Linked DNA regions of Mus musculus: all the other regions are linked to region 3. The links are chromatin loops, found by intact Hi-C in ENCODE. Cell type or tissue: gastrocnemius. All regions are shown on one strand. Each heading gives the region's core, and the rest is flanking DNA. Links, peaks and the distances in the headings are about the cores only.

Region 1 (6,536 bases), core at 1-5,000, 130 kb after region 3:
CGGAGAAACACAAAGGGTCTGCCACACACGCCCCCTGGCCTTGGGTCCAGTTCTTCCCAAGGCAGCGACAGGAGGTTCACAGGTAGTAGGGGTGTATAGAGAGAGGCAGGTGTGAAGCCTCCCAAGGTAGCCCTTTGGCGCTAGGACCTCTGTCTATGATTAAAGCCCCCCACGTCCCCAAAACCGTGCTGCACACAAGTCACTTCCTAAGTACAAAGAGAGGCCGCGCAACGCAGCGCAAGAAGCCACCTGCTTCCACTTTCCAGTTAGAGTGTCTCCTGCCCCACCTCCTGACGCCTGGGTTCTTTGGCTCCCACCCCAGCGACCCCAGGGTCGGCTGTCTTGCTTTCTTTGGGTGGCGGCTAGAGAGCGTCTCTCCTTGGTGTCTCCGACTAGCCATTAACTATCTCTGGTCGTACTATTTGGTTCTGATTGTTAAATGTGCTGTCCTCCTAGCTTGGGAAGGGGGTCTGAGGGCCGCTGGAAATGAGGCGGTGCCAGAGCTCTGAAAGGTGGTTTATGCTTTTGCCAGGGAACACCCCCAGTCCTGGGCCCACGTTTGCTACATGAGTAGCCCTGTCTGCAAAAGGGCTGCGCTCACAATATCGCGCGTAGAATTCCTGCTGGGAATTGAGCTCTCTAGGGGTGGCTGTGGTCCTGCCGGATCTACTGTGCTTGTGGCTTGCGCGCAGGGGCGGGGGGTGGGGCGGTTCCTGGGGACCCCATAGAGCAGATATTCGCTTCCAGAAACACTTAACTGTCTGTTTCTGGAGGTATCCCTGACTCTGAGATCCTTGGGATGGCCGATCCCCTGCCCGAGTCTGTGGAATTGCGTGCGCCCCTGGGTTGTCCGCTCACGGGGAGCCTTTGTGCCCTCAGGGTTCCTGCACCTCCCACTGCCTCTCCTGAGCTAAGTTGGGCAGCGCGCCTCCCTCCCGGGCCCAGTCAACTTTGCCTCCGTCGCACGCGCGGAAAGAACGCGCGCGGTGCTTACCCGATCCGGAGGTAGACTATGCCCAGGCTGAGAAAGAGGTGGCCCAGGCAGCGCCGCGCTTTCCGGGTCATAGTCCCCGCTGGTGGCGGGTGCCACGGGCCGGGCTGTGCTGATCCCGCCAGCCGGGCCCGGCGGGGCAATCCACATAGCCTGCGCAGGGGGCGCGGGCCGAGGCTCCCTGGGCGGTCCGTCGGTGCGTCGGTCCGCGCTAGGCACTGGAGACTGTCCCAGAGCGCGGGAGCCGCGGAGCCAGAGGAGGGGAGAACAAGCGCAACAAGGGGCGCCGCTGCGCGCCAGCGATCGCGGCAAGTGTTTGAGGCGCGGGGACTGCGGGGCGCTGCTGCCTCCCGCCCCCGCCCCTCCCTCTCCGCCCTTCCCCCGCCCGCCTCCCGGAGCGCCCGCCCCGCGCCCAAGCGCCCGCGGGTCGAGGATGTCTGCCCCGAGCGCGCTCCCGCGGCGCTCCTCCGAGCTCGCGGCGGTGGGAGGCGGGGGCGTGGAGCGGAGTTGGGGGTGGAGGGCGGTGGAATCCTGCCTGCCTAGCATCCTTCGCTAACTCGCAGGTTGAGACCAGCAGGTGCCCAAGGGCCATCCTCTGGGTGTAGAGGATATAGGCTCATTTCAGAACCCTCACGCCTTGTTAGAGCTCTGTCACACGGGCCAGAAACAGGGAACTGGGGTGGAGACTCCTGCAGAACTACTACCCCACACATTCTCTCCTCACCCTCGTCTGTGCGAGGGGCTGATTGCACCTAAGGCGAGACGTGACAGGATCCTCCGGAATCTTGCTACCGGTGGAGACTTGGAATTGGACTGGAGCCCAATGACCAGTAGCAGAACCTGAGAACACGCGCAGGTGAAAGCTCAGAGCGCTCTCACGGCGACACCTGCTGGGTGCGGCAGGTGGTGCATTCTGGCCTTTTGTCTTTCTGATCAGAGACACGCAGCCCAAGTTTCAGTTGGAGAAACTGAGGAGGTGAAGTCAAACTCAAAGTCACTAACAGGTGAATAGCCAGATTGGAACAAGGTAGCCCCAACTCTAGTGACCCCTACTCTTCTCTCCACTCCAGGCCTGCTTAGCCTTCCAGACTGCAGTTCTTCATGCATACCTTCATGTACAGCCGCTGTTCACGCATGCGTCCACGGGCTACTGGCGCCAGCCATGCTGACAACCGTGGATTCAAGGAACACGGGAGACCTTGGTCTGGGTACAGCCTGGGGGGGGGGCGCTTTCAGAATATGGCCACTACATTGTTCAACCAATCTCCATTGCAAGGAGTTCTCTGTGCGCGCCTTCCTTGCCTCTGGGCAAGCCTGTGATAGCTTCCTCATTGACAGGTGCAGATGATGGTAAATGGATACGTACAGGAGCCCTGTCCAGTAAGCACATGCATAGCTTCAGATGGCACCGGCTGGTGAGAAGGTCACAGGACCGGGGACCGGGCAATGGGAAAGAGGGTTCTGTGCACTAAAATGTTTGTTTTAGCTCTGAGGAAGTGGCTGGGCTGTCCGCAGCAGATCACAGGATTTGGGCCCATTATGGTAGAAGCTAGGAGTGGGTGAAGGAGGAGCAAGGATGAAGAGAAAGAAAGCCAGTGATGTGGAGGGAAGAGAGGGGGACTGTATTCCTAGAAGAGTTTGGAGTCCAATGGAGACCCTGGAGAATAAAGCAGGTAACTCATTTGTGTGTGTGTGTATCTCTGGGTGTCCCATGGAGACACTGATGGGGGCTGGGAAGGGAATTGGACACTGGGGAGCCTGTTGGACTAGGGAGACTTCAACATGGGTTCAGGGACAGATGGGACATTTGTGCTGGAGAACTTTTATTGCCGTTTTGGCATGAATCTGACTGAAGTGGAGATAGCCTTGACCCACTGGTCCCCCAGCTTCCACCTCAGGGGTGCTGGGATTACAGACTGTGCACTCCCACCCTGCTTTATAGGATGTCAGGGATTGAACCTAGTTCTTTTCTAGTGCTAAACCAGTACTTTCCCAACTAAGCTATATCACCCCCCCCAAGCCTGGGGGTGCTTTCAGAACATGGCCACTACAATGTTCAGACGTTCTCCATTGCAAGTTCTCTGTGTCCTCCTGGCTCGCCTCTGAGTGGGCCTGTGATGGCTTCCTCAATAACAGGGAAGAGGTAATGGTGCAGGTGAATGGATGCATACAGGAGCCCTGACCCACCCTAATGACTGCTGTGCTGTGAGGAAACCAGGAATATGTACAGCCACTGCAGCCCACAGTCCTAATTGTGACCTTGACTGGTGGGATCCATTATGATTGCTACACAGGTCACTGAAGGCCCTCCAGATGCCACCAGCCATCCACTCAGTCTTCCTGGCTTCAGATTTGCCCAGGTGAGGCATTGTGGACAGTGTCTGGGTGTCCTCTTTACCCATAGCACATTCTCTTGTATTCCTCCTCTGTCTAGTCATCTGAGGTCTCCTCCAGAACATCTCTCTGGTGTGTCACTTCCAATATGCACCATTGTCATCTTAAAGCAGAGTCATGCACGTCATGGATGTTGGGACACACATGACCTGCAAGTCCTGTGGCAGCTGTGGTGACAGCAACAGCCCTGGCAAAGGCTGAGGGCATCTGCTGGGAAAGGGAAGGGGGGGGGGGGGGAGGAAGAACTGATTGGAAAACAAGCTGAGACAGAAGAGTGGGTGGGAAGAACCCAGTCTCCGCCCTTCTCCTGCAAGGAGTTCTCTGTGCCCTCCTGACTTGCCTCTGGGCAGGCCTGTGATAGCTTCCTCGGTGTCAGGGAAACAGGAATGGTGCAGGTGATGGTACACAGATGCATACAGGAGCCATTCTGAGGATGGCGGAATGGCCAAGCCCAGAGGCAGCACTGCCCCCCATGTCTGCACTGCCCTCAGAACTGCACTATGTTACCTCAGAGCCCTCTGACAATGCTGTGAGGCCCTGTTCTCATTATCACATCCCTGTTTATATGAAGAACGCGATCGTGGAGTATTAAATATCCCCATATCCTCACAGCCAGTAGTATATGATAGAGTTGAGATTTGAACTTGAAGCACTGGTTCTAGCCATAGCTCCCATGTTACGTGTGTGTGTGTGTGTGTGCGTGTGCGTGTGCGTGTGTGTGTGTTAAAGGCATTAGATGCACATTGAACATGGGCAAAGGCGCACCCTATCCTTCCTCTTTGTATAACTCCAATGCCTTTAGCTCCCTTTCCACCTGGTAAGTTTGTAACCCACCCACATCCCCACTCACCTGAAAAGCTTGCCTTGACCCACCTGGCTTCTACCCACGGTTCTTGGTTTCTTCTTCATCCATTTTTCAAATATTCATCAAGGATTAATGTGTTCCAGGCTCTATAGAATCTAGAGATATAGAGGGTCCGATATTCTCTGCAAATCTTTGAATGAGTCAGACACATATCCCTACATAGGACCAGGTCTGTATTTGTAGATAGCATATTTTTATTGTAATTCTTCCTTGGGTTTCCAGTGCCCTTGGGCTTGTCTTGGCAGAGCCCTTCCCATCCTAAAGGATATCCAGGCTCACCCCAGAGGCCTCTCATTAGAGTACAATCTCCTCATAACAAAGTCCTTCTGCTCTGATTACACAACTGCACAGAGCTTATGTCAAACCAAAACCATGGCTTGCTGAAGAGATCGCACATTTGGGGATCAGCTAAGCATGGGGTTTGGTGCCAGCTCTGCCACTTATTAAATTCATGGTCCAAGACAGTTTTTCATTCGCTTGTTTGTTGGGTATGCTCTGCAGCTAGTAACTTCTAGGTCAATTACTAGAGGGGGTTGAGAGTTCTGAAGGAGAAACTTTATTTAAAGCATCCCAAAGTCCTGAGCCCTAGATCAACTGTCTGGGACTGTCTGCAGAAGTTCTTTTTTTGCAAATTTCTGCTAGCCCAGGATCTCCCCCCACCCCACCCCACCCCCATTTGCAACCACTACTTGGATCATTGAAAGAGCTGTCCCGGTGGGCTTCTTGTTCTTCAGGCAAACCAAGCATACCTGGGCAGGCGCTCACTCTGGGCTTTGTCGCCACCTGTTGGGGGCAGAAGAAATAACCAGCCCAGTCCCAGAACCACAGTTAACAGTTGCTACTAAGAGGTGCCTGGTCTCAAGGGAATAAGATGGAGAGCAACACAGTAGGACACCCAACATCCTCCTCTAGCCTCTGTAACTCATACACAGGTGAACACACTAGTAAACGCTTGTGCACACATAACCCCCCACAACACACACACACACACACACACACACACAGAGAGAGAGAGAGAAAAAAAAGAGTCATAAAGCAAAAAAAAAAAAAAAATCATAGGCTATAGAACCCCTTTTATTAATGAAGTATCGAGCTGCTGGGGCCTGTGCTAGGCAGACTACTGACAAAGAATAAGTGAAGTATGCTGGTGCTCAGAGGAGAAGCACAGCTGATGTGACTCAGTGGCTTGCGAAGAACCTCAACTAGCAGCAAAGAACGTCTCTGACAAAGAAATCTGTGCTGGTACAGGGTGATGAAAAGCACCCATGGACCACCCTGAAGACCCTAGCCAGGACACTTCTTCCCATCATAGTGGCTGTTATGCTTCACCGATGTGGCCTGTGTCACCAGCATCCACCAAAGAGATGGATGTGACACCCAGGTGATTCTTTCAAGAGCCTGAGCATCCAGCCCATGGAGAGCGACGGTTAGAAAGAAGCAGTCAGAAGTGACAGGAGTCACCCAGGCCTCTCTTATGAAAGCTTTGGGCCTCCTGCCCTGGAGCTCTTGCCTGCAGATCCTATCCCCCAGGGTGAGAGCAGGTAGGACAGGACAATGAGGCCTGGAGACCCTGTTCCCATAGCTGGGGAACAGCAGAAACCCAGAGCCCCATGACAGTCAGCTGCCACGTGACAAATTACCCTCCCCAGCTTTTAGCTTAAAGGTGGAAAGCTTTGTTTGATATCAGAGGTTTAGGTCCATGGATGCTTAACCCTGTTGTTAGGCAGCTCATCATAGCAAGAGGCTGTTGGGGAAAAACACACTCCCGTCATGACATCCAGGAAGCAAGAGAGGGACATGAAGGAGCTGAGGTTCTCTTCTCTTCTTCAAGGCCTTGCCCCCAGTGACTTAACATCCTCCCACTGGAAGGCCCAGTTCCCTCCCAGTAGCACCTCAAGCTAGGAACCAAGCCTTTACATGGGCCTGTAGGGACAGCTAAAATCCAAACTAGGACGCTCCATTTGGTTAAGAGGGGGAAGGACTCCCACTTCCGCTCAGTGCTGTCAGGGAGAGCAGCCTGCTGCAGTCCATGGTTAACTTCTTGCACAGGGGACAGAAGTGGCTTGGGCCCAGTTTCTCCTCATACAGGTGACATTGGAAGATGAAGGAGAGCAGGCCCTCAGCCCCTTGCTGGTCCTCATCTCTCCAACTCAGAATCGGTGCCTGGCATGCTGGTGCTGAGTCTGGCTCTCCCCAGAGTGCTGTGTTTTGGGAAATAAGTGTTCGAGTCCCCAGAAGTGAGACTTTAAAGCATTCTTGCTTTTAGATGGACACAAACCCAATGTC
Region 2 (6,834 bases), core at 797-5,796, 220 kb after region 3:
GTGACCTCCTTAGCGAGCTTCGCTGCTCCATTTTCCTAGGCCATCAGGAGACTACAGTGGAGCAGGGTGGGTGCTCCTTCCACAGTGGGCATATCTCAAGCCTTGTAGATTCGTGGTAGGGAAAGCATAAGTGCTGTGTCAGCCAGCGGGAATTCAGGTCTTGGGTCCTCCACTCACTGGCTAGGTGACTCCTGGACTGTCACACATGCTCTCTGAGCCTCTCATTTATACTCCTGCTCTAGGGTCAGGTAGTCAGAGATAAACAGGTGCTCAGTTTGTGTCATGCACCTCTATCTCCCACCCAGCAGGGACATCCAGGTGTCTCCATCAGTTCCACTGCAGACCCACGCTCTCCCCTGTGGCTCCAGACCAGGCTGACATGCAAAGGCTTTCTCCGTGTGTCTGCTGCCTATTTTCAGGTCAGGGGCCCAGAAGCAGAGCCCAGCCTACCTTCTTTCCCGTTCTTTCGCCTGCTGTGGTGTTTCAATTTCAATCTCCACCGCCTTCACAGGCATGTCAGACGGTGAGGTGGCAGAATTTTCTCCCATGTCCAGCACAGGTTCAGTAAGCTCTATCAACGGTAATTTTAAAGGTGGTTAGTAATAATTGGGGCTGGAAATTTGCCTCAGTGGCTTAGAGCCCTGACTACAGAGGGCCTGGGTTCAATTCCCAGCACTCACAAGGTGACTCACAGCTATTAACTCTAGTCCCAGAGGACTCAACACCCTCTTCTGGCCTCCATGGGTACCAGGCACATGGTACAGACATATATGCAGGCAAAACACTTATACACCTAAGTTAAAGTTAACAATAATGAGGTAATATATAGGACAAAATCAGGGTTCTGCTGGGGAAACAAGATCAGGAGTAGACAAGGAAGCCCTGAGACTCCTGATTGTTTATCTGATAAAACCAGATATTCTAAAAAGCAAGAGGCCAGGACTTTTCAAAGCAGGCATTGCTCTACAAAGAGGAAAAAAGACAGTGCCTGCTCTGGTAGCACACATCTGTGATCCCAGCACTCAGCAGTGAGACCAGAGGCCCTACATCCCAGGGCAGCCTGGGCTACATAGCAAGTTCAATAATAGAGGCCTCATCTTAAAAAAAACAAACAAACCACGGCCTGGAGGCCGGCAAGACTATACACAACCTGAGGTCCTGACTTTGGGGCTGGATCCCACAAGGTGACAGAAAAGAACTCTTGAGAGTTGTCCTCTGATCAACACCATACACAGACACAGACACATACATAAAACTCATAAACTTTCACACATATGTACATAAAACACACACACACTTTAAAAACCAAACCAAAAAAGCAAGGCATAGGAGTCGTAGTTCTGTGGCAGAGCACCCTCCTAGCATTCCTAAGGCACCATAAGGAATTAATAAAGGTAGTACATGGTGGGGGCTTTAGATTAAAAGACATGTACAAACTCATAACAACCATGGGACCTGGGTTAGAAAGAGAAAAAGAAAGCAAGCGAGATATAAAGACTTTTTTTTTAACAACTGAGGGTTGTTTTTCATGTTTGGGGTGTGATGAGGTTGCTTTGTCAGATAAGACACCACTACCTTCTTAGTAAAGGCTTGCTCAAATATTCAAAAGCCAAGCTTTGGGACTACATAGAGAAAGAAACATTCAATATAAAGGACCAGGTATCAGACTACTCTCATTTCTTGGTAGATTTGAACCTTGTCAAATAAAAGGCTGGGGGAAAGCATGCCCCACAGAAGGAATCATTAGTACCACTCTCAGGGTGTGGACCTGAGGCTCAGGCCTACAGCATTTACAGACTTCCTCCCCAAATCCTGCAGCCTGACTAGGCACAACTCACAGCTGCATGCGATTTGCAGAATGCTGCCTGTGAAAAAACCTGCCTCAGGCAAGCAAACAGCTATGTGGGGCGGCACTGGGCTGAAGTTAGGACTCCACAGCCCCTCTGGATGCACTCTTCCTCGGTATTGCTTCTATCAAGTCCCTACTGTAACTTATCTCAAGATGGTCTTTGTTACAAAGAAACAACAAAGATTGCAACATGTGACTTAGCTCCAAACAGCAAACTCAGAACCAATGTTTAGAAAACAAGAGAACTTCACCTTCCACCTCCTCCCAGTCATCCTCACTGTCATCTTCATCAGTGCCTTGGTCCACCACCTTGCTTTTTGGGTGTTTCTTTGCCTTCTTGCAGTCAGCTGGTGAGTCCCTGTATATGGATCAAAGACACAGAAGGCTCACATACATATCCTAGTGTCACACTCAGGCTAAGCAAACCTCCAGGAGTCCTTCTCCTATTGACTGTTTATTGCAACCACATCCATGAAAATGACGGACAGCTGGCTCGCAAAAGTCTCAAGACGTGAAGTGGGAAGAGCTCCAGTGTAAGGTTACCCTGGCAACTAAGCTTGCTTAGTTTGTTTCTCAAAACAAACCCAGAACCTATTAACTCACAATCCATGTGAAAAGCAAAAAACAAAAAAATCAAAAACAAAGCAAAAACACAAACAAAACAAAACTGCTGTGCCTTGAAAAGGTGAGGGCAAAATTAAAGCAATCACATGATCCCAGAAGTCTTGGACTGCTGAGGTAACTAGGTACACTAGCACGGAGCTGGAGGCCAGGGAGGGGAAAAAAAAGCTCACACCAGCAGAGCCGGAGTTGCCAGAGACCCAACTCAGAGAATGCTTTTCTCCCATAAGAAAATGTAGCCCAAGGACACTGAAGCTGCCACACCTCAAACATGGCAAGTCAGGTGTGATCGCACAAGAACCTGTAAGCAGGTCCAGGCTGGGCAGCTGCTGATAGGGAAACCCATGCAGACAAGTAGCTCGACAGACAGTGAGGTGTGAGGTAAACAGCTGCCAGGACCCTGACATGTGTCTGCAGAGTCATATATAAACCCCAAATCCTGTTGACAGTTCTGGGTTACTTTGGCCTTTGTAAATGTTCGGATACTTGGTATCTAGAGGAAACAGCCAAGATTTTTAGCACAGACATTTTAGGACCATCTCAGTCCTGAGCTCCAATAAAGCTCAAAAAAGACCTCCACTTTTGTTTTTGTTTGCTACTTGCAACCAGGAGGCATAGGAGCCACGGTGGAGAGTCCAGCCGCTTCCCCTGGCCCACTACTGCCCTCTGCTGGACTGCCCTCCCATCATCAATGGCAAGTTCGGCTTCCTCTATTCACCTACCCTCCAGCTTGCTTAGGTTGGGTAGTTCACTGTCTCTCATCCTGAAATAAGGATATCCAGCTGCCATTAAGGCAAACTACAGGCCCACCCTAGATGAACGCGAACGAAGGCCCTGTGAACATGAATGAAGCTCACAGTTGTAGCTGAGGCCCAAGAAGTGTGAGCACCCTAGAGGGTGGCAAAACCTGAGTAGCTTGCACTGTCATAGAGAACTATCATCCAGGTGGACATAGCACACTCTGCTGCAGCAGAAGCAGCAGCAGCAGGAAACAGGAGCAAAAAAAAAAAATCCAAGAATCTGTCAAAAACAAAAACAAAACGAAACAAACAAACAAACAAAAAAAAAACAGAGCCACTGGCTTCAGACACAGTACGAGAGGGGAAGAAAATACTCCAGATGGAAGGAAGAGGGGGGCTGAAGGTGGGGTTCAGTGCTCGGTGCTCACTCACAATGCAGGAAGCCTTTGGTTTGATCCACTAAACTATAAGAAAACAAAAACATAAAACTAAGTAGGGCAGCAGGGGACAAGAATGTGCCCAGTGAACGCTCAAAATCCAACGGAGCATGAGTTGCCAGTTCCAATTTCCAGATGGCAGAAGTCTCTCCTGCCTCTCTGCTAAGTGTCTGTGAAGTTGAAACAACACCAGACCAAGAATCGGGAACCCTGAATTTGACGGCCGAGTGTGCTTCTAGCTAGCTGTGAAACCATGAATAAATGACTATATGTGAGCTGCCATTGAACTCATCAGAAACTGAGGCCTCCAGCTCCTGCTGGCCTGGCTCTGTCTGGCAAGGCTTAACAACCTCCCCCTCCCCCATCCCCTTAGAGAGCAAGGAGTCACTTCGTCTCTGGGCTCCGGGCCTGAGCGTCTCACCGGAAGTCATCCCCGTCGCTGAGTGCTTCCTCCTTCAGAACCTTGAGATTCTTGGATTTAGCAGTGGCTTTGGCCACTTTCTTTTTTGCTGCACCATTTGTGGGGTCCCCTGGATCACTGCAGCCCCTCTTCCTCTTTCCTTGAGAGACTTTCGGGAAAGAGCTCTTCCTTCGGGGTTTCTGCTTCTCATCTTCAAAGTCATCTGGGTGACAACACAGGGCAAGATGTGAAGGGCGGGTGGGAAGGTGGAGGCGGTGTGACTTATGGGCAAGGGTCAGGAAAAGGCTCATAGTCTCCTCACAACCAGGGCTCTGTCACCCGTCTGTCACCTGCTCACCAGCCTGTGCCTAGGCAGCACCCAGTGCTCAGCCTTTCACACGGAGCCTTCGCCATGGTCACAATGAAAACTACAGATCAAACGCAAAACCTTGATCTGCAGAGTAGGGAAGCACCGCCATCATGCTACACCCCCAGATCACTCCCCTTTCTTGCTGTACGTCTAAAACTGAAACCACCCTGTGACTAAAACTCTAAATTCCAACCTTAAAGGAAATGCCTGAATCCACTCATCCGCACCTTGCCCACCACCCACCTGCCAAGGCCTATCAGAATCTACTACTCTCAGGTGAGATGCTTCCGGGTCACAAACCTCTTTGCACTTTATTCCTACTACTGTGTTTCTGCCATATTTTACACCAAACTCTGCTCAAAGCACGCTGCTGATCTAACCTAGATCGTGCCCGTTAAGTCAACAGCCTCGGCAGGCTCCAGAGTCGGGAGAGGGCTGTGGATGTTTCTCAGCTGCTTGGCCTCAATTCCAGTGCTCAGATACCAAAAGGTTTTCGACTTTTGAAACATCTGCATCAACTTTACAGGTGCAAATTATCAACGAATCCAAGGAGAAACTCCGCTTCCCATAACCCTGCCACAGTTGACTTTGGGAAGATAGATGAGCTTTAAGACTCCAAAGAGGTATGGGTGATGGTGGCATGTCTTTAGTCCCAGCACTAGGGAAGCAGAGGCAGGTGGGTCACTGCAGATTCGAGGCCAGTCCAGTCTGTAGACTTGTAAGAGAGAGTTTCAAACAGCTAGGGCTACACAGAGAAGCCCTGTCCTGAAAACAGGGTGGGGGTTGGCGAAGACTCCAAAAGGGAGTGCTGAATTATTAAATCAACCCATTTCTATCGTTCACTGTTTGTCTTGCTGACTGTTTGGGTACGTATTTATCTTCTCAGAAAATATAGTTTTGTTTGTGGGGGAGGCAAAGACTCTTTGGTTAGATTTAAATGAAACAGTAATTTAATTAAACTAAAATTCACATGAGACAAACATTTGTTTTTATGCTAGATAAAACACTAATTCTTGTTTTGTTTTCTTTCTTTTTTTTTTTTTTTAATTTCAAAGACAGGGTCTAGAACTTGTGGTGATTCTCCTGCCTCAGCAATTTCCAGGTTTTAAACATTTAGATACAATGGCAAACAAAACACTGAGAAAATAGTGTCCTAAGCAGTAGCAAATTTGTCATTTGAAAGGCACAGAGTTTGGTTCTGTGTTTGAAAAGGTGGAGGATGTAACGGAAAAGAATTACATTATACTTATTATCCTTAGGGTTTCTACTGCTGCGACAAAACACTATGACCAAAGCAACTTGGGGAGGAAAGGGTTTGTTTGCCTTATATTTCCACAGCATTGTTCACCACTCAAGGAACCTGGAGGCAGGAACCTGAAGGCAGGAACCTGGAGGCAGGAGCTGATGCAAAAGCCATGGAGGGGTGCTGTTTACAGGGTTGCTCCCCATGTTTTGCTCAGTCCTGTAGATGTCAGGACCACTAGCCCAGGGATAACCCCACCCATAATTCTGGGCCCTCCCACATCTATCACTAATTACGAAAATGACTTATAAGTCTGCCTACGACTGGATCTTATGCAGACACTTAATTGAGTTTCCCTCCTCTCCCATGACTTTAGCTTGTGTCAATTTGATATAAAACTATCCGGCACACTTAAAGTATCAAAACTCTGAATACCCAGGGGAGCCTGGTGGTATTCACCTGTGAGTCAAGCACTAGGAGAGTGAGGAAAAATGATTCCCAAAAGTTATAGGCCAGCCTGGGCTACAAAGCAAAGATTCTGTCTCAAAAAAATAAACTACGCCAAGCCAAACCAAACAACCCTGAATAGCCTGCTATGAAATGATTAAATCACCCTATGACATATAACATTGTGTTGTTATTAATGCAGAGTCTTCCTGTGTAGCCCTGACTGGCCTGGCACTCACTATGGAGACCAGGCTGTCCGTGAATTCATAGAGATCCACCTGCCTCTGCCTTCTCAGTGCTGGGATTAAGGGTGCACCTCCATGCCTGATTTAATTAAATCATTATTAAAATAAAGAATCATGACATGATATGAACATGAAGTGTTGTTTTTGCTGAGTATGGAATACACAGCAAGGAAATCGACCATCATTCTGCAGCAGTAATCACTAGAAGACAGAAACAGGTGGCTTTTCAGTATTCTTTGCTGTGTTTATTTTCTGCAGGACACAACGGGGGAAGGAAGCCTCTCAAACAATATCCAGATAAGTTTCCAAACCTGAGAGCTATCTAACATACCTAACCAGTCTCCTTGAACTCAATGTCACTTCAACAGTTCCAGAATTACCACTGTGGCTTGGTCATTCAGCTACTGAGACTTAAGGGCAAGCACCTTCTCCCAAGACCCTTAGGATGAATTCAAATTCCTTAGCATGATCTCCAGGCTGAG
Region 3 (6,834 bases), core at 656-5,655:
AGGAAGATCCAGAGTGGGCCAGGACCGGGGTATGGGGCAGGTTGGTGGAATAGGAGTTGCCCAGGTATCCTCTCCTTAGCCCTGAAGCACCTGCTCCTGGCTCCTCCTTAGCAGGGGCTGATGATAACTCAGCTCTGGCCCCAGGTACAGGGCTCAGACTCTGAGGCCGTGCCCTGGTAGGGTAGTCAGAGACTCATCCTCCTTTCTGTCCATTTTATCAGATCGGAAGCTCAAGGCCAGTTCTGCTTGGCTGACACTAAGGTTTCTGTCCTCCCTGTTCTAGGACTTTGACCCTTTGAAGCTCAGGAAGGGTGGGAACAGGAAGGGACAGTAGTGCTGCTGTGCTGGCTCCAGGGCTTCGGCATCAGGGTCAGGGTTTGTGCCTGAAGTTCCCACCCATAGCCGAGTCATCAGGCCAACGCCCTTGGGCCAGCCGAGCCATCCCTGTGGGAGGTTGGCAGAGCCCGAGGGATGGTAGCTGGGATTGAGGCTTTCTGAATACTATCCTGCCTCCAAAGGTCAGGCCCAAAGAGAATAAGGTTCCTTTTACCACGGCTGGGGGACAAGAACTCCAGCACCAAGAAGGCCAAGTGTGCCATGACCCAAGTCTGGGCTGTTCTCTCTGTGGTTGAGGCTGGGAGGCCTCAGCTTCTTCACTGTGAACAGCACAGCCTTGGCAGCCATACCCTGGCCTACTCACTGTACACCGCCTGCACACTGAAATTTGTGCCCCAGACTAACCTGTCCTCTTGGGGAGTCTCCTCCAGACCACATGGCCTTTGCATAACATCCCACTTGTGGCTCCAGACATGGCTGCTTCTAAACAGGTAGGAGTAAGGCGGGGTTCTGCATGGAGGAGAAGGAGGAGTGAGGGGGAAGAAGGGGCTATGATGATGGTAAACTGAGTCCCAGTTAGTGGCACCAGGTGTGGCATAAAGCAAAGAAATGTTTGTAGAGAATTTAAACAACCTTGCGCACACAGCTCAGTGGAAAGGCAGGTCTTTTTCAGATAGTCGACAGTTGTGTTTGTCAAAATGTTCAGTCTATGGGCAGAGCAAAAATGCAGCAGTGGGTTGGGTGACCATGAGAGGGGTGAATGAGAAAGGTGTGCATAGGGTAGTCCAAGCTGGAACAGGAGGGAGGAGAGATAGCCCCTTGGCAACTCCATTGCTTTGGGCTAGAAATATGACTCCTCTTTCACACTCCCATATTCTATCTATTGGACCCCAGAACATTCTAGATCTCCCCCCCTCTGTTCCCCAACATTCACACCCCTGGTGAGTTCTGCAGAATGAACTCTGAGGACATTCCCGAACTTGACCCCATCCCTCCGTAAGCTTCTCTATTTCAGACCATCCTCGTGTGCAGACCTAGCTGCTCCGGCCTGATCCCTGCCCCATGTCTCTCTTGCTGCTAGCCTCCAATGCCCCAGCGTGCCTCTGCAGGAGACTTGCTTCTGTGGATACAGCCCTTTTCTGCAGTGCCTGACTGCTTGGGCTAACCTACCCCTGCCCACCTAGGGTTCCCTGGAGCCGCCACATCTCCCAGATGCTCGGTAGGCTAAAGTTGCTGCCTGGCCTGGGACCACTCCCTTTGCCCCAGACATTGCTTCCTGATGTTCAGAAGGCCTCTTTCCTTTCCTCTTTTCCAGAAGGCCCCACTACCCCATGTGTTTTCTCAGGCATGCCCTTGCTGGCCACCAGGTCTTCCATGATGACCCTCCTCACCACCGTGCTCTTCCTCTCCCTAGAGAAGTGTAGCTTCCTCAGAGCTTGGTCACTTACAGATAGTGTTCCTGTCCTCAGTGTGAAATAGCGGGGGCTTCAGGAAACAGGTGCTCTAGGAAACATGATGGACTTTCAGTGGGAAACCTGGGTGTCTTGGATAGTAGGGGAACTTGCAACATGTCCCTATCCTTTCCCCAAACTCAGTCTCCCTACCTGTGTTCTAAGGCTCAGCTCCCCTTCTCACAGCTAGTAGCATCGTGTTGGGGGAACCAAGCCTTTCCTTTATCCTTGAAGAGGGTTACCATGGAAACAGTCTTGGCTCGGGCTTAGGGAGCATCCAGTCCTTTGTTAGACTTGGGCCTGCCTTCGGCTTCCCCCTCCCCCGGCTTCCCCATCCCCCGTAGCCTGAGATCTAGCTGTGAAGAGACCAGTGACTAAGGCGGGGCCGCACAGGGAGGGGGGCATTATTTTGGCTGTACACCCCTCCCCTTCCCTCCCCAAATTGATGTTTGCGTCACCAGTTTGAAAAGCTCTCGAGGACAGGGCAGTGTAGCCGGAAGATCAAGTCCCTGGGCACTTGACCCAGAGGCATATTCCCAACCCACGTGGCTTTAGGGACCAGCTCTCCGCCCTTTTCCGTGCCCCGGGCCCTGGCATTTCCCGCTCTCCGTTCTGCAGTGATAAGCAGGGTGGGCGCCGTTGCCTGCTCGCGCCCACCGGGGCAGGATGTGGGCCTGGCGGGTGCGCAGCGTAGTCAGCGTGGCCACAGGTGGACACTCCCGGGTCCCTCTTCAGGGCCCACATATCCAGAGCGGGACAGCTGCTCACGGGGAGGCCGCGGTGAAGTCGGGCCGTTGACTCCGGGCTCTGACTTTCAGCCTGGCTTGGAGCCATGGGGCAGGCATGCCGGGACTCTCAGGAAGAGCCCGGACTCCAGCGGCAGGTGGCGAAGCTCAGCTGCTGAGTGCCAGTCCCTAGCGTGGCCAGCCGCCTTTGGCCAGTGCAGCTAGGGCGTGCGCCAAAGCCACCGCCGCTGAGGATGTTGGACGCCACCAGGAGGCGCTGCGAGCGTCGCGGATCGTCAGTGCGTGTGTCCGAGCGGTGGCTCTGGCAGAAAGCTATCCAGGCGCAGGGGCGCTAGGCGCTGGTCCGCGGAAAGCCGAGGCGCAGGTCCTAGAACTTTCTACCCGGAGATCACACACTCTGAGCCCTGCTGATTGCAGGTCTCTGCTCCAGATCGCAGGGCTGGTGCGCTAAGGGTTTCAGTAGAGAGCAGGGCTTAGACACTGCAGCCCACGGCCCTGTCCTGTCCCGCAGAATTCAGATCTCCGTTCTGCCTTTTCCCATCTGTGAGACATAGGCAAGTTCCTAGACTTCTTGGTGTCTGATTTTCCTGCCTTGTGAGATGAGATTGCTGCGAGTAGCGGGTTCACCGGGTTGCGACAGGAAACCTGGATCACTCCCAGATGTACACATGTTCCTGCCCATCACAGCACGGTTGACTAGTAGGTTGGGCGATGCGGGGCCTCAGCAGTGGAGACACAGAGAAGCAAGTCGCTGAGCACTGTGTCCTGGCAGGTGCTCGTGAGGACCAGACGGCATTTAGACTAAACTTTTCTCCTCCTGGCGAGACAAGAACAATGAGAGGCTCCCCCAGGTTGATTTGGGAGGCAAATTCAGTGCCAGACCACCCTCTTCCTCCCAGCAGAGACCGTCGCCCTTGGTCGTTGTGCTCTCGGTTGTCCTCCCGCGTCATACAGTCTACGCCCCTCGGAGGCTGCCCACTGGTGTGCAGACTGTAGTGGACAGCATCCCGCAGCGGGCGAATGCTTATAGTGCGGGGCTTGTTGCCTGACACATTAGAGGGCCTGCAGCCGAATCAGCTCAAGTTCGCTGACTAGAGGCATGTAGGGTGATGAAGAGGGCCCATTCCAAGCCTCTACCGCGAAGTACCTAGGCCAGGTTCACTTCTGCACAGGGACAATCAATACATCCACATCATGGCTAATGGGTAGGGCTGGGGGACGCTGTTGGAAAGAGATAAAGTCAGGGAAGACTGTCCTAGACAGATCTGCTAGGACAAAGAGTAGGAAGTGGCTTGCCTACAGGGAGTCAGTGGAAACTGAGAAGGACTCCAGGGCGGGGCTGTGCTCTCTCTCTTTACCCATACACTCTTGCCTTCTGACCACGTCTGTTCTGTTCGCGCAAATTTTTAGAGGCTCGAAGCCCCGTCAACCTTTCTGACCACACGAGGGCAGCAGAACGCAGCTGTGAGGAGGGACAGGTGGCACGCCCAGTAGGGGGCTCTTCCAGAAGGCAGGCTGAACTCCTCAGGGCTCCCTTCCAGTTCCTCTGTGCTCACGCTTGGGTCTGTACTCCCCCAAACCCGAGGTACAGCTCTCCGAACCTCGGTGCCTCCTCTTGGGAAATGGGAGCAATCAGATTTTCATCTTCGGGAACGGATTACTGAGTGCTTTAGTAGATTTGCTGTAAGGCTGTGGAAAACTCACCCACCCTGAGTCTGCTTCCCCGAGTGAAAAGGAGGAATGAGAATGGACCCATAATGTGGGATTTGGGGGCAAGATAAATGACTCAATGAGCAATGCCTTCCAGGTACCCAGTACGCTAAATTGTAGTTCTTGACAATTACAATTTGTGACTTGGGGCTGAGAGTGGAAAGAGACCCCCGTGTTCAGGTGTTCACGCCAAAAGCTTTCCAGGAGGAATGATTTATTCATTAGGGAAGAGGTGGTCAAGATCCTTTGGGACTGTCCATTTGACAGAAGGGACACTGGGGACCAGAGAGGCTGGCAGAGCCAGGCCTGGGATTCCCACCTGATTCCTGAAGGTCAGTTATCCTGCCTGGTTGCAGGACCTTTCCTTGATGGAGGGTTCTCAGGTTGTCCCTTGTTCTTGTTACTGAAGGCCCCTGAGTTAAGCTGTGAGAGAGGAGAGAGCTTCGAGTGCCCAGTCCTTGGAGGGGCATCCTCTTGGGGGCTTATGAGAACTTCTCATGGGAGCCAATTCTTTCAAGGTCCAGGACACTGATGTTTGTGGTGGGTGGGTGAGTCCAGAGGGTTGTAGTCCTATGGTGGGCAAGGGGTGTAGTGGGGGAGGGGTGTAGTGGGGGAGGGGTGCCCGCTTCTCCCTAGGAGTGAACCCCAGCTGTACATTTTGTGGAAGTATGTTCCTCTCTCCCCTCAAGCCCTTGAGCAATGCCCACAGCAGGATTGGAATAATCACCCTGAGGCTTGGACACCCCCTCCCTCTCCAGGGTTGCTTTCCTTGTGGTGAAGGTGCTACTTACAGTGAAAACAGCCATTGAAGCAAAACGCAAAAATAATGTCAGTTTCCACTTTTGACAAAAATGGGAAGGCAGGTGGCTTCTTGTCTGCGATAAGCGCATCTGCTTCTGCAGTAATTACTATCTGAGATAATTATGAAAAAGAATTTAAATACTCAGGGCATGCGCGGGGCCAGGACGGCGTTCTTTCTCCTTAGTCCTAATCTCTTCTGCAAGTCGGAGTCTTGTCCCGACCGACCAGGACAGCACTGGGCGGGCCGAGGTGCAGGGGTGGGATGGAGGAAGGGCCAGGCTGGGCAGCTGCCCCTCTCTCTACTTTCCCAGGCCTCACTGTCCTCATCTGCAAACCAGGATGGCTCCATGAGAGCCAGGTGAGGAGATAAAGCAGGTGAGTGGTGAGAAGCCCAGAATGTTGTGCACGGGCATAGCCTGGTCTCCGTGACCTAATCCTCTTCTTTGTCTTGGGGGAGCAAGGGAGCCTCTGAAACCCTCCCCCAGCTTTAGAACGCCTCAAATGGAGATGGAGCTCACTTCTGGGATACAGAAGTCACAGCAGCAGGTGTCCAGAGCCTACAGAAGAACAGTCCAGCCTTAGGGAATCCTGGTCTTGGTCTGGGATGGTGATGGAGTGGGGCCAGAGCTGGACCCAGAGCCCAGGGCAGGAGGCTGATTCCAGCCCTGGACTACAGACCAGCTTCCTGTCCCAGCTCAGCAGCACTGGCTGAACCTTTCCCCTGTGGTGTCCAAGCAGCAACTGGATGACCATTTGGTAAGAAGAGGGCACCCTGATGGTTTTTGTCCTGAAATTGTATTGAAGGGTGGATCAGGAGCCAGGAGTGCCCAATCTTGGTAGAATATGAATCAGTGGGTCAGCTAGGCTGTGAAAGAAAACTCCATTGGCTTAAACACAACAGGGAGGTCTATCTTTTTCATATGTAAATCTTCTAGTTGGTGGTATAGGCTGGACAAAGGGACCAACTTCCTTCTGGCTCCTGGTTCTACCAAACCAAAGGGGACAGCCAAGATGGCTGTCAGGTTTCTGGCCCTCATAACTTAATTCTGTACAGCAGGTCAAAGAAGGACAGAAGGAAAAGGAGCCAAGTGGAGGTATCTGTTATATCCTCAGAAAGACTCCTGAAGCTGGAGTGCAGCTTTTGCTTACATCCAAGTATTTGGAAGATTGACCACTCCAGGATGCAATAATAAGGATGGTCTAATGCCATCTGAAGTGGAGGTCGGGGCTGGAGCCTGCAGTTGACTGTGCTAGAGTGCAGTCTTAGGGCCTGAGGAGTGAAACCATACAAGCTGCCCTGTCCCAGGTCTCCTAAAACAGAAAACAAGCTATACAGACTGAGGAGCAAAGCCATGTGCAACCTTGAGACTCCCCCTTTGGGGATGGCAGCCCCCTTGGATGTCAACCTCCCTTACCATGGGCTGCTCCTTCTGCTCACAGAATCCACTTGCCCACACACATGCCTGATGTGCAGCCTGCCAGGGGCACAGGAGGGGCACCTAAGAATGCCTGCTCTTTTGGATGGAGCCTTGTTCTACGCAGAGTCCAGAGGTCAGGCTCTGCCTGGAACCTGGACTGTTGGGAAGCAGCTGCCATGGGGCCACCAGGGTGAATGCAAAGGGATGGTTATCTGCATGGGAGCTCAGCTCCCATCCTAATGTTTAGGTTTCGTGTAGGACACTGGTGTGGGTTCTAGGCACAAACCCAAGGAGGAAGTCAAGTAGGGTGATGGCAGGGGTTGCTGGTCAGTGACTTGCTCGGGCTGTGGCCAGGGGGTTTCTGGGAAAGCA

Evidence for each region. Peaks named below come from ENCODE experiments on the same cell type or tissue, not always from the same donor. Only the 100,000 strongest peaks of a DNase experiment are listed, where the experiment ranks them.
Region 1: it touches region 3 in a loop (18-fold over the local background); 39 of 42 quality-filtered maps call a loop at or near these places.
Region 2: it touches region 3 in a loop (21-fold over the local background); 20 of 42 quality-filtered maps call a loop at or near these places.

The regions. Positions count from the first base shown.
Region 1 is chr6:91,410,045-91,416,580 of GRCm38, forward strand. It overlaps Wnt7a (wingless-type MMTV integration site family, member 7A), which reads right to left and starts at 1,309. Exons shown (of 4, transcript NM_009527.4): 1 at 995-1,309. The coding sequence starts at 1,065. Gm30437 (a long non-coding RNA gene) reads left to right here and starts at 1,284. Exons shown (of 2, transcript XR_377869.4): 1 at 1,284-1,967; 2 at 2,062-2,672. In gastrocnemius, for the core only: a CTCF peak has its summit at 1,884 (motif pointing left); DNase peaks (open chromatin) are centred at 322, 626, 978, 1,249 and 3 more places; H3K4me3 peaks cover 997 bases.
Region 2 is chr6:91,506,389-91,513,222 of GRCm38, forward strand. Xpc (xeroderma pigmentosum, complementation group C) reads right to left here. Exons shown (of 16, transcript NM_009531.2): 2 at 4,069-4,270; 3 at 2,101-2,207; 4 at 451-571. Among named protein-coding and RNA genes, the nearest start is that of Xpc, 6.1 kb to the right of the region's middle. In gastrocnemius, for the core only: a CTCF peak has its summit at 3,129 (motif pointing left); a DNase peak (open chromatin) is centred at 3,133.
Region 3 is chr6:91,282,828-91,289,661 of GRCm38, forward strand. No RefSeq gene overlaps it. Among named protein-coding and RNA genes, the nearest start is that of Fbln2, 73 kb to the left of the region's middle. In gastrocnemius, for the core only: a CTCF peak has its summit at 2,779 (motif pointing right); DNase peaks (open chromatin) are centred at 2,112, 2,763, 3,221, 3,549 and 2 more places; H3K4me3 peaks cover 1,246 bases; H3K27ac peaks cover 901 bases.